Regions from separate parts of the Homo sapiens genome. Here region 2 is linked to region 1. Evidence: chromatin contacts called from ENCODE Hi-C or POLR2A ChIA-PET data. All regions are on one chromosome and are shown on one strand. The core of a region is the stretch at or near the end of the contact, and the rest is flanking DNA. Distances in the headings are between cores, read along the strand shown. Region 1 holds the start of MRPL1 (mitochondrial ribosomal protein L1). Region 2 holds the start of ANTXR2 (ANTXR cell adhesion molecule 2).

Region 1 (6,722 bases), core at 1,115-3,614:
TTGCAGTGAGCCCGAGATCACACCACTGCACCCCAGCCTGGGCGAAAGAGTGAGACTTCGTCTCAAAAAAATAAAAATAAAGTCTCAGGCTAAGGAATCTCTTTATGTATTGTTATATACAAAACTGGAATCTGGATCCTACCTAATGCCATCGAGTTCTGGTGACCAGAGTGGGCAACAGGTAAGCTGTACCTGTACAGGACATTACTTTAATTAGGCTACCACTATAAGCATACTATATGGTATGTAAGCATACTATATGGTAATAGTTTCAATATAGGATGTTTAAACTCTCTTGTTAGAACAGTAGACATAAAAAAGTCCATAAATGGGGCCTGCCGTGTTGGTTCACACCTGTAATCCCAGCACTTTGGGATTGCTTGAAGCCAGGAGTTTGAGACCAGCCTGGGCAAAAAAGAAAGACACCCCACACTCCCCGCTGTCTATAAAGAAAAATAAAAATAAGTTAGCCAGGTGTGGTGGTGTGTGCCTGTAGTCCCAGCCCCTTGGGAGGCTGAGACATGAGGATCACTTGAGCCCAGCAGGTGAAGGCTGCAATGAGCTATGATCTTGTCACTGCACTCCAGCTTGGGTGTCAGAGTGAGATCCTGTCTTGAGAGGGGGAAAAAAAAGTCCACAGATGGGGGCCAACTGACCCCAGCTGTGGACTGTGGAAAGGAAACAGATATAGGGTCTAAGGACCAGCACCTCTAATCTGAGTGTTTGTTTTTCTCTGAAATTGACTGGGTAAACTTGCTCCAATTCTGGTACTTACTCTCAAATTGAATTAGTTTTTTTCATTTATGCATAGCCAAGTACACTGCTTGACACATGGCAGGCACTCATATATTTGTGAAAAGAAGGGAGGATGAGAGGGAGCGAGGGAGAGAAGGAAAAGTTTACAAAGATAGATTTAAGTTCTTCGATTTTTTTGCATAAGTCACAAATTGTTATAGAATCTTTGAAGTAACTGCTTAGGTGTTAACAAGACAAGGCAATACATTAGAAATCTTATTTTTTCATGTAGATGAGTACTATGTATAAATATGAATAAAGCATCTGGGAAATGCCTTTGATCCAGTTCATCTGCCTGTGGGCAGCTTCATTGAAGCAAGTTAATTTTGCAGGCTTGCCATTCTAATTGAGTCACTAATTCATGTATGCATATATTCATTTATTCAGCAAACATTTACTGAGAGCCTCCTATGGGCCTGGCACTGAAGTATGTGCTGAGGTTACAAAAATGAGTAAGATGGTTTCTACCCATAAAAAGCTCAGACTGGTGACAAGAACTGATATATTGTGGTGATGGCTGCACAACTCTTTGAGTACACTAAAAACCATTTAATTGTACAATTTAAATTGGTAGATTGTATGCTATGTAAATTATATCTCAAAACTGTTTAAAAGAAACACAGCCTGAGGCGAAATCTTTAAAAAGTTACCTAGGTGATGTAGGGTACGGTACACACGAAGCAGAGAAGATAGAATGAACCAAGTTATGGAGGTGAGAAACGTGTGTGTGTGTGTGTGTGTGTGTGTGTGTGTGTGTGTGTTGTGGGGGAGGTAAGCTGGGAAGTGATAAAATCCGTAATCAGATTTGTTTTAGATAAACCACACCGACAGCTGTGACGTAATGGAAAGTACACTCATTCTGTTTTGTTTTTGTTTTTTTTTCCTATCAGAATAACTTGTGCGTGGGTCTTGGAGCTGCCATTTTAAAACTAGAAATGTTTTATAAATGTCAAGTATTATTATTCAATTGATCCTAATGGTAAGTCTACTCGCTTGCCAGCAGGGGGTAAATGTAGAGATTAATTTAAGATTTTAAAGCTAAGGTTGATCTTGCGCTGACAGAAAGTTTGACAATTAGCAAAAAAAGTTTGTCAGTGAGTTGGACACCTCCCTCGGGTAGCGGCGAAAACGCCTAGAGAATTTTTAAAATAAGTCTTTCCAAGGCCGGAAAAGTGGCGGAGGAAGCTAGTGGGTTTCAGGGTTCCTGTTTTTCAAGATTTTACGTTGGGTATTAAGTACTCTCACAGCCTGTTAAAATTGTCGCTCTGAGTACACTTGCAGGATCAAAAAAGAAAAAGAATAAGAAGGAAGGATTAAAATAATCACAGCATCGCCAACAGGATCGTATTTTCCCGAAGGTGGTTAACCAGCCATACCGGAACCACGAAACACACAGGGTCCTGGGCAACACGGAGGACTAACAGTAACACCGCCACGCCGGCAGCAAAGCTCATTTTGGTCCCCGCCCCGTTCCTCTTTCTCTTTTTAACTCCTTCCCTCTTTGCGGATTCTAGAACGGAACCTTTTTTTAATTCTTCCCAGTAGAAACGTAGGAACAATTTCGTGAACGCAATCCGGAGTGCCCAACATGGCGGCGGCCGTAAGGTGCATGGGTAGAGGTAAGGCGAGGGGTTGTCTTGCAGGGGAAATGGCTCTGGCACCGAGTCTCTGGTTGCAGCAGAGTGCAAGGCGGATTCTGCTCTGGGTGCTGAAAATGCCTCGTGCTGTTTCTGGTCTCTAGGTTTTTCAGAGGGTGGGTCATTACTACTTAAAAGTGACCTTATGAAGGGTTTCACTCCATTCTGGAGACGTCCACCCTGAGGGAGGGAGTGGGAGCGGGACGTACATCGAGCGCCCTCCAGCCACCTATGGGCATGGCAAGGACTGGGTCGTCTCTGATACTGGGGTGTGGGCTGCGGGTAGTGGAGTGTGATAAGTGAGGTGAGTTCTGATAAGGGAAAGATGATGTATTTGAGTGGCTTAAGTCTGTAAATTAGAGCAATTTTCAAAGTGCTTTTTGGTGCTTTCGGAATTACTTCGTTATAGGCGATTCCAGTTCTTAAACTTCCATAGGTGGTCTAATTTGGATCAACGTTTATCATTTGAGGGGGCTAATTCTGTAGTACCTCTTGGTAGCGCCTCTTTTCATCTTAATAATTTCAACTTTTTGTCTACGATGACAGCCCTTTCTTGTGCAACAATTTTTTTTTTTTTTTTTTTTTGAGACGGCAGTCTCGCTCTGCCACCCAGGCTGGGAGTGCTGTGGTGCGATCTCAGCTCACTGCAACCTCCGTCTCCCAGGTTCAAGCGATTCTCCTGCCTCGGCCTCCCGAGTAGCAGAGACTACAGGCGTGTGCCACCATGCCTGGCTAATTTTTGTATTTGTAGTAGAGACAGGGTTTCACCATGTTGACCAGGCTAGTCTTGCACTCCTAATCGCAGGTGATCCGCCCTCCTCGGCCTCTCAAAGTGCTGGGATTACAGGCGTGAGGCACTGCGCCCGGCCTGTGCAACGCTTTTTGCTTTTATTTTGTGTTTTTGAAGTCCAGTGATATATATTGTTTAATTTAGGTAGGTCTTTAGGTAGAAGCAGTAGCCAGCATTACCCCCATTTTACAGAGGAAGAAACTGAACTTATTAGATATGTGGCCAAGTTCATATAACTAGTAAATGGCAGAGGAAGTACTGAAGCTTGCAATCCTAGGTCAGTGATACATGTATATTTAACACTGCATCACAGTTTTTTTTTTTTTTTTTTTGAGTTTCTTTTTAGGAAAACTGTGTCAAGAGAGTTATTGCTCAAAAATTAGGGGTGACAAGAGATAACAACAGACCCTGATGCCTACTTTGTGAGCAAACCAAAATGTATATTATTTCTGAAAGGAGGTTGAAGGCATCTTCATGTATGACAGAAATCGTTATGTTACACAAATCCAAAGAAACCAAAAATACCTGAATATTATAATTTTCTTGTCACATTTTCTTCTCTTGGCTTCTAGGATATCTCTCTGTTAATTGTCTTCCTATTTCATGTGTCATTTTTTCTCACATTACTTGGCTGGTTCCTCTTCCTCTCCCCAGCCTCTTTACTTTGGAGTGTTCTGGAAGCCAGGGTTCCATCCTTCATTCTCATCTCTTCTGTATCTAAATTCACTCCTTGGTTAGCTCATCCAAAGTTTGTGGCTTTGATTATTGTCTATCTTTTTTATTTTTTTAATTGTTTACTTATCAGGAGAAACTTTCACATTTCATAGTTCAAGAACACAGGTCAGTGACAAACTTTTAGGTAATTCAACCCAAAGAAATTCTTTATATTGCAAAATCACTTTGTGCTCTGAAATATACGTTTTCCTCATCTCCTCAAAATCTTTTATGGAATCATCATTTCTGTAGGAGTCGACACATGCCTTCTTTCTTGGCTCAGCCACCGCGAACATAGCGAAAACCCCCAGGGATACAATGAATGCTTCAACAATATGAAATTGCAAATGTTTTGCCAGAAGGCCCCACATCGGAGGTTCATTAAAGCACTGGAAGCCACGGTAGCTACTGTTCTTTTTAGGTATTAGCCTCAATACCAGCATTCTTCCTGGCTGTTGGAGAAATGGATGGCCAATTATTGTGTATATCTTTTTTTTTTTTTTTTTTGAGAAGGAATCTTGCTCTGTCACCCAGGCTGGAGTGCAGTGGCACGATCTTGGCTCATGCAACCTCTGCCTCCCGGGTTCAAGCAATTCTTGTGCCTCAGCCTCCCAAGTAGCTGGGATTACAGGCGCGTGCCACCATGCCCGGCTAATTTTTGTATTTTTAGTAGAGGTGGGGTTTCACCATGTTGGCCAGGCTGGTCTCGAACTCCTGATCTCAAGTGATCCACTCACCTCTGCCTCCCAAAGTGCTGGGATTACAGGCATGAGCCACCATGCCCAGCCGATTATTGTCTATACCTTAATGGTTATCAAATTTATATCTACAGTTGGGATCACTCTTCTGAACTTTAGATTCTTATACTCATCTGAGTATTCTACATCTCCACTTTGATAGCATATCAGCACCTTGCAGTTGTTTAAAATCAAATTCATTGTCATAGCCTGCAGTCTTTTTCTTCTCATTTGAAGGCAATTCCATCCTTCATTTGTCCAGGCCAAAACCTCAGAATATCCTTGACTCTTTTTTTTTTTTGAGACAGGATCTCACTGTGTTGGCCAGGCTAGAGTGCAGTGGCCCGGTCACGGCTCACTGCAGCCTTGACCTCTGGGGCCCACTATGACCAGCTAATTTTTTTTTTGGTAGAGATGAGATCTCACTGTGTTGCCCAGGCTGCTCTCGAGCTCCTGGGCTCAAGTGATCCTTCCACTTCAGTCTCCTGAAGTGCTGGCAGTACAGGCTCTGAGCCACTGCACCTGGCTGACTCCTCTCTGTATCTCACACTTTACATTAAATAGTTTGCAAATCCTGTTGGCTTTACGCTTAAAATAAATCCAGACTCTGACTTCTCACTGCCCCACTGCAGCTACCTTGTTCCCACCTGCTACCATCTCTCACTTGGATTTCTCTACAGTCTACTGTCAATGAGTAGTGAAATTCATCCTTTAAGGACCTCAGTCATGTTACTCCTGTGCTCAGAACTCTGCAAAGCCTTTCCATTTTTCTAAATCCAAAGCCCTTAGAATGGCCTACAGTTGTGCTATTCATTTTGTTAGCCACTATTTATTGAGCACTTCAAATTGGTTAATCTGAATTGAATTTGTCAAATATACATTAGATTTTGAGGGCTTAGCATAAAAAAAAACATGTAAAATACTTTTTTCTGAGATGGAGTCTTGCTCTGTTGTCCAGGCTAGAGTGCAGTGGCATGATCTCGGCTCACTGTAACCTGTGCCTCCCAGGTTCAAGTGATTCTGTAGTCTCAGCCTCCCGAGGAGCTGGGATTACAGGCACATGCCACTGGGTCCGGGTAATGTTTGTATTTTCAGTAGAGACGAGGTTTTGCCCTGTTGACCAGGTTGGTCTTGAACTCCTGACCTCAGGTGATCCACCCGCCTCAGCATCCCATACTGCTGGGATTACAGGCGTGAGCCACCACACCCAGCCCAATTTTTTTACATTGATAATTTAATAATACTTTGGGGTATTAGTGATAAAATATTAACTTACTGTTTCTTTTTACCTTATATATTGTAGTTATTAGAAAATTTTAAATTGTACATGTGGCTTACATTATTCTTCTGTTGAGTAGCACTGGTGTACAAGTCTTCGATATCACCTTGTGCCTACCTTCTCCTACCCCCGCCTCACCCAGCTGACCTCTCTGACCTCTTCTCCATCTATCCTCCCTCACACTCACTCTGCTGTAACCAGCTGGCCTTCTAGTTTCTTAAACACATTAAGAACACTCTTGCCTTAGAATCTTTGCCCTAGAACAGTTTCTTGGTGTTTGCGTGGCTAACTTTCCCATATCTTTTCAACTCTTTGCTGAAATATCACCCCCCTTTTTTTTTTTTTTTGAGACAGAGTTTCGCTCTTGTTGCCCAGGCTGGAGTGCAATGGCGCGATCTCGGCTCACTGCAACCTCCGCCTCCTGGGTTCAGACGATTCTCCTGCCTCAGCCTCCTGAATAGCTGGGATTACAGGCGCCTGTCACAACGGCCAGCTAATTTTTGTATTTTTAGTAGAGATGGGGTTTCAACATGTTGGCCAGGCTGGTCTCGACCTCCTGACCTCGTGATCCTCCCACCTCGGCCTCCCAAAGTGCTGGGATTACAGGCATGAGCCACCATGCCTGGCCTCAAATGTCACCCTTTTAATGAGGCTTGTCTTAACCACTATACTTAAAATTGCAAACCACTTTCCACTGATACAATCCCTTTTATCCTGCAGTGCCTCCATCCCCCAATTATTTTTATTGGTATTGTCTTCCCCCTCTAGAC
Region 2 (6,514 bases), core at 3,838-6,337, 2.2 Mb after region 1:
AATCAATTAAGTGAATTATAAATAAGTTCTCTCCCCCAGTTCCTTTAGATATTATGATTTCTTGACCTTTTCAAGGGAAAACTTAATTTACAAAAAACTGTTTTTACAGTTAACTTTTCAGAAATTCACATATCATGCAAAACAAAGTACACCAGCTTCCCTTGCTGAAACTACAGTTCAGAAAAATTTTATTTCAAAATAACAGGAAACCACTCATTCATTCATTCAACAAGAATTTATTGACCAAAAACTGGCTTACATACTCTGTTAAATAAAGTAGACATAAAAATGAAGAATAAAAGCTCCCTCCCACTATGGATCCCATTCTTTAAAACATGTCAGTGAGGTGGGGTGTGGTGGCTCACACCTATAATCCCAGAACTTTGGGAGGTCAAGGCAGGCAGATCTCTTGAGGTCAGGAGTTCAAGATCAACCTGGCCAATACAGTGAAACCCCCGTCTCTACTAAAAAAATACAAAAATTGGCCAGGTGTGGTGGCATGTGCCTATAATCCCAGCTACTCGGGAGGCTGAAGCATGAGAATTGCTTGAACCTGGGAGGTGGGGGCTGCAGTGAGCCAAGATAGCACCACTGCACTCCAGCCTGGGCAACAGAGAGAGACTCTGTCTCAAAAAATAAAAATAACATAAAATATATCAATGACTATTTCTAACTTGTCATTGACACTGTTTGAATGACACAGAAATGGTCATATGAAATACTGTGACATTGGTCTGAAAAAGACACCTTTTAAAAAACACTAAGGAGATTAAATAGATAGGTAGATAGATATAGAGATATATTGGTATACATATTGATATATACTAAGTTCCCTTATAAAGGTGAATATATTCAGCATTAATGGACCTCAGAGAAAGACCAGAAATCCAGGATGTCTACTGAATCTAGGAAATTATCCAAAAGGATCCATATCTTTCTCCCCCTCAATGTTCTTCAAATTCCTGGTTGATTAATATATTATATCTAAACAAGAAAAATGTAGAACTACTTACAGTAACAGAGAGGCCGGGGAAGGTAGGAAGTGGTGAATATACAACTAAGACAGGGATCTAGATTTCACTGCACATTCCACAGCCACTATAAATGATATTGATTTTCAGATTAACTGCTCTTTTATATTACTCATACCTCCTTTCCCTTCTATTAGAGAACTGAATTGTCTGTGCATCTGCTTGATTCCACTGAGAGGCCTGAATCACCACTTGGAAATATCAATCATGCCTTTAAAATTCATCTCTACTAAAAGCCTGCAGTGAAATGATAATGCACTAACCTGTCTCCAGTTAATGGCAAAATAATAGTTGCTTGAGAAGAAAACACAATGAAAGATAATCTCATTTCAGGGCTGCAAAATAAGAAAAGAGGCAGTTAAAACATTTTTAAAAAGAAATATTGATACGATACAGATGTATAGTTAGGGAGGTTCATTTAAAATTGGTCTCACTGAATGGTCCAGGCTTCTTTTAAATGACATTCCCTAAGTAAATAGACGAACTCTGCTTAACATTGTTGCATAAGTCATTTTGGATTTAGTCAACGCTTCCCAGCACTCACATACTCCTCCATGACCCATAAGGACTTGCATTTAGAGAGAGACTAACTGGAAAGATAAATTCTAAGCTGATGTAAAATTCTTTCGTAGAAAATTCCTCTTCCCTTGGTTTTCTACAACATTTCCTTTAAAGGTGGCCAGGCCCTTCAAAGTGATTATGGTTATCAACACTTATGGGTGGAGAGTACCCAGTTTGACTTAATGACCATAACTATGATATGAGTCTATAAAAAAGTCATCCTGAAGTAAGACTACTTAAAGAGTCATGGAAAATGTGAAAGAAACAATAAATCACTTTCTGCTTAGGCATTTTTTATTTTCTAAGTCTCAAACATGCTATTTTCCATTGGCAACAAGTGCCCCAGTCAGCTATATCTTTCAAGTTTTAGGCATGTCTCTCACAGAACGGTTCTTGCTTCTCGGACACTCTCTGCAACTACTACTAAGATTCAAAACTGAAGATATGAAACTAGAATCTATAAACTGAAAATCAGAATCCTCTCAAAGGCTTATACATATTTTAAAAGTCAGTCTCTTCATTAGTCACCCCTTATTCACTTCCTACAATGTATTGTTAGTAATTGAGCAACTAGGCTTGAGCCAGACAACTGTGTATTATAGAATTCCAACTTAAAAACCAGATCAATGAGTTAAGATAAGAGCTTGCTTCTTTAAAATGTTGTAGTGATGTGATTCATTGCTTTTGATCAAAATCTACATGACACCCTTTTCACATTGAAGGATTAAATTAGAAAATTTATAAACAACTGTCTGTTCTGCCTTTGACATTTAGGGACATAGGATCTTGTTTGTTTTTCTTTCCTAGACAGTTTTACCTCAGACCCTGTCCAGAAATGAGTGTTAAACTTGGCTTCTTAAGCAAGGGACTGATGATTGAACATGGACAGGCATACATTTTTATAGGGATAACTTTACTGCTGCCAATAACTGAAAGCAAGGATTGCCTAGGCCTCTACAGATTGTTTGAAGTTACTTGCAACATGACTTTCAAAATGTTTTGATCATCCAAGCCTGTTTTACAGAAAACATTTGGGCTAACAAGACTGAAAGAAGCAATATTTAATGATACAGTTCCTATTCATGTCCTTTCCATTATCTTGATAAACTTGTGTTTGCTCATTGCATTTTTTCTTTAAAAAAAAAAGAAGGAAAAAAAAAGCCTCAAAAGCCTAGTGTCCTGAGGTTATTTTTAAATAGGAGATGCCACTAATTCCTAGTTACCTCTAAATAAGAGAGTAAGCTGGATTTCATACCAGTAATGCTTTTTATAGGAGAGGAAACCAGTCTTTCCTGGTGATGCTTATTGCATATATAGAACAGTTAAATTTTAAACCAACCACACACCCACACATTGTGTAAACACAAGTCGTTGCTTTAAACACACACACAAGTGCCTTTTCTGGTAGCGGGTTATTAACACATGTTCATTTGAAGTTTTCCAACACTTTTTGTTTGTTTTAATGAGGGCCTCTATAATGCTAAGAAATGTGTGGAAAGAAAAATATATTATGGATACTATTCGCATAAAATTTATTTTTTTAATGTGATAAATTATGAGAAAGCATAACTGAAATTCAAAACAGATGAAAATTCGGAAAGAAAAAGACATTTGGAATAGTATTTGAAGATGCTTCCCCAGAGTCTGAGCCAAGTTTCTGGGATCCAGATGAAATAAGCCCTCAAGGACTGAAGGGCTGTCCTAATAACAGCATGTGTGCAATACGACCTTGAGGCACTTAAAAGTAACATTTCAGGAAAAGTTTTTCCTATAAAAGGTTTCAGAAAAGGGAAATTCTACACTTTGCTCTACTTCTCCACTGCCTAGAAAAGTAAAGTAAGAAAGATACCTCACAAATCTCTCCGCAAGTTGCTGTACGAAATTATAAATTTCAATCCAGTTATTTGCCACACTCCCAGACCTGAAAGATGAAATTGAACTGATCAGAGAAACAAAACACGGAACTGAAAAGTAAACATTTTGAAATGGTTCCTTCTTCAATGCCACGAACATAGGGGCACCTGGCCTCTTTTTCAAGCTAAGTAAGGGTATCTGTAGCTGAAACTTTGGTGGTACCCAGAGTTAAAGAAGTCAGTCCCAGAGCAAGACTCCGTCAAAAAAAAAAAGAAGAAGAAGAAGTCAGCCCGTTTTCTGGGGTGGGTAAATACCTGCCTAATTGTTTAGAGTGGAACCCAGCTCTTCAGAGTAAACACAAAAGCCTTTCTTCGCAGGAAATGCAAACCACATTGGGCATGTTAACCCTAGGCTTTTCCTGGCTCCAATGAAAGCGCTATGATTAGGATAAAACCAGGCAAACTTTAGCCTGCGTACGAGCAGGGTCGAGGAGGTGGGTAAGGACTCTGTGGCCGATGGAGCGTGGCCCGCAAGAGGCCACACTCCCATTTCCCAAGAGGCCAAAAGACTGGCAAACAGTGAATACCCCAACTCCCCAAAGAGCCAAGTAGCCCGGGGCTCCAATCACTACCCCCGACCCGGCTGATCTCCGCCCACACAGATCCGAACGCGCTTGCCCTTTGAAAGAAGACAGCAACAGGGCACCCCTCCGCGGGTTTCCAACACCACTCCCCGGGGTGCGCACACGCATCTCAGCCTCAGCCCCAGCTGATCCAGTGCCGCCCTCACCAGGAGACCCTGGACCTCCCTCGCACACTCACTTGTCCAGGACGAAGTAGAGATCAAAGGCTCTTCTGCAGGAGGGCTGCTCCTGGGCGCGCAGCAGCCCCCCGGGACCGCTGAGCACCAACAGCCACAGCCCGGGGAACAGCCAGCTCCCGGGGCTGCGGGCCGGGGACCGCTCCGCCACCATCCTGCGGCCGGGGGCCTGAGACTCCCTCCCGCTCGCAGTCCCCTAAGCTCAGGAGGGTCGCAAAGGTGGCGGGAGTCACCCGGCACGCACTCTGGGGTGGGGGGCGGCGAGCAGCTGAGACGCCGGCGCCTGCGGCAGCGGGACCCACCAGCTGACAGGGAGGGAGAGAGGGAGGTCCTGAGAGGACAAAGGGAGTCTCCGCCACCGCCGCAGCTGCCGCCGGAACTCTTGACGAATCCCAGTGGAAGCGCGATCCAGTCCTCCCCCTCCCGATTCCGGAGAGTTCCTGCAGACAATGCGGGCCCACGGCGACAGCTCGCGAAAGGAGTTCCTCTCCGGCCTGGGGCCGAGCCTCCAGCGCCCGCCTCGGACCCGGACCTGGAACCCACCCCGCCTGGAGGGCTGAAGTCCCCCCCGCTGCCGTGCGCTTCGGGACAAGGGGTCCCTGGGACGCGGCGACGGCAGAACAAACTAGGAGTGGAGACTCTTCTCCTCCGGCGGCCCCAACTCCCTCCGCACTCCGAAACTTTCCTCCCGGTGCTGGACTCTGGCACTGCGCTGACAGGCCGTCCCCTTTAGGGGAGGAGGCTAGCTGGCCCTGGGACTCCCGGCTGGAGAGAAGCCACGCCGAGGGCAGGAGCCCGCTCGGGCCGGGTCTGGGCTGCGTGTGTCAGTGTGCGCCTGGGGACGAGGGCGGGGCCCCAGCTGAAGCCTCCGAGCCACACATGCACACTTGTGGGTTCCTGCCGAGTTGAAGATGACTAACGCTTGCCAGATTTGGGAAAGGGAAGAAGGAGTTTAGAAAAACAAAAGTTATCTAGAAACTAAACATACCCGTATGTCCTGCAGGCCTGGCCTATTTTAGCAGCTGTGCTAAAACAGCCCCCATGCGTGGTTCACAAACCCAAGACTAAGGATTCCATGGGAGGTGACGGCCTCCTCACTCCTCACTCCACCCCACCCCTACTACCACAAACACTCTTTATGAACTTCCTCTTTTTCTTCTAAAGAAACCTGCTTAGTTTTTTTTTTTTTTTTCTTTAAAAAAAGCCAAGCCAAGGAAAGGCCGGAGTGGGGAGTGGGAGGGGATAGCAGGCCTCTTTGGGAGTGGAAAGTTGTACCTCAAAATATTTCAGCCCACTGTCATTTCCCTGCAAGCTCCAGTTTTGGAGAATTTCAGCTTTGGGCAAGCTAGGTCTCCTTTGCAAAACTTGTGCAAGCACTCAAGTTTGTGCACAAATCCTCTGTCTACTAGTTCTGCTCTCCCTCCTCTCTCTTCCCCCCACCTCCGTGACTTCCGCCCTCCCTTAGTCAAAACTGGCTTTTAGAACCTAAATACCTTTTCATTTTTAACAAAATCAATGCTTTATGTAGTACTTACATATACATCTCTTCTGTTTGTTGCCATATGTATTTAACTTTTCATTTATTATATTTGATATACAACCAGATATGTCAGCTCTTTGAAGATAAAAATTAGTTACTTTAACAAAGATTCATTGAGTGCCTATTATTTGCTAGGCACTGTTCCAGAAGTGGAGGTTAGTGCACAGAACAAGATAACAAGCCCTTGCTTTCATGAAGCTGACAGTCTGGCTGAAGAGTGAAAACAGACAATAAGAAATAAATACATAAGCAAGGAAAAAAAATGTCCATATTGGAAAGGTGGCCTGTAGAAATTTAAAATATTGTGATGATAAAGAATGACAGACTCAGTGACTAACAAAAAAGACCCAGTCATTCCAAGAGCTCTAAGGGGAAACATTTGGAGTTACTGCAAAGGTCCATAGACATTAGCTTAGCATATTCAAAAAAGAAAAAAAAAAAACTGTGTAGCTGGAGCTTTGCAGGTAAGATGATGTAAGACAAATAGGCAAGGGCCAGATTATGTGATGCTTTGTTTACTGAGATAAGGAATTCAGATATTTAATATTGAGTGTGACAGGAGGTTATTAGAGGGGTTTAAGCCCAGGAGTGGAGTGGCAGATGAATTGATATGATCTGTGTTTTTCAAAGATCATTCTGGCTGCAATGAGACAATGAATTTGGAGTTAGCAACAGTGACAACAGGGAGAGCAGTTAGGAGACTATTGCA

What was found. A loop is a pair of places that touch in the nucleus more often than their neighbours do. ChIA-PET counts read pairs that join two places held with the same protein, here RNA polymerase II (POLR2A). Pooled maps may share reads with other maps.
Region 2: a loop to region 1 is called in a pooled map, with 8 times the contacts of the local background. The contact joins the promoter of ANTXR2 here to the promoter of MRPL1 in region 1. A Hi-C loop is called at or near these places in 1 of 168 maps with a recorded cell type or tissue (CD8-positive, alpha-beta T cell) and 11 of 50 pooled maps. POLR2A ChIA-PET finds 5 or more read pairs at or near these places in 1 of 52 experiments (activated T-cell).

The regions. Positions count from the first base shown.
Region 1 is chr4:77,860,466-77,867,187 of GRCh38, forward strand. It overlaps MRPL1 (mitochondrial ribosomal protein L1), which reads left to right and starts at 2,365. Exons shown (of 9, transcript NM_020236.4): 1 at 2,365-2,414. The coding sequence starts at 2,384. RefSeq lists a silencer at 353-568 and enhancers at 2,053-2,452, 2,813-2,912.
Region 2 is chr4:80,068,142-80,074,655 of GRCh38, forward strand. It overlaps ANTXR2 (ANTXR cell adhesion molecule 2), which reads right to left and starts at 5,088. Exons shown (of 17, transcript NM_058172.6): 1 at 4,268-5,088; 2 at 3,442-3,513; 3 at 1,295-1,366. The coding sequence starts at 4,419. RefSeq lists a silencer at 4,378-4,537 and enhancers at 4,718-4,827, 5,158-5,437.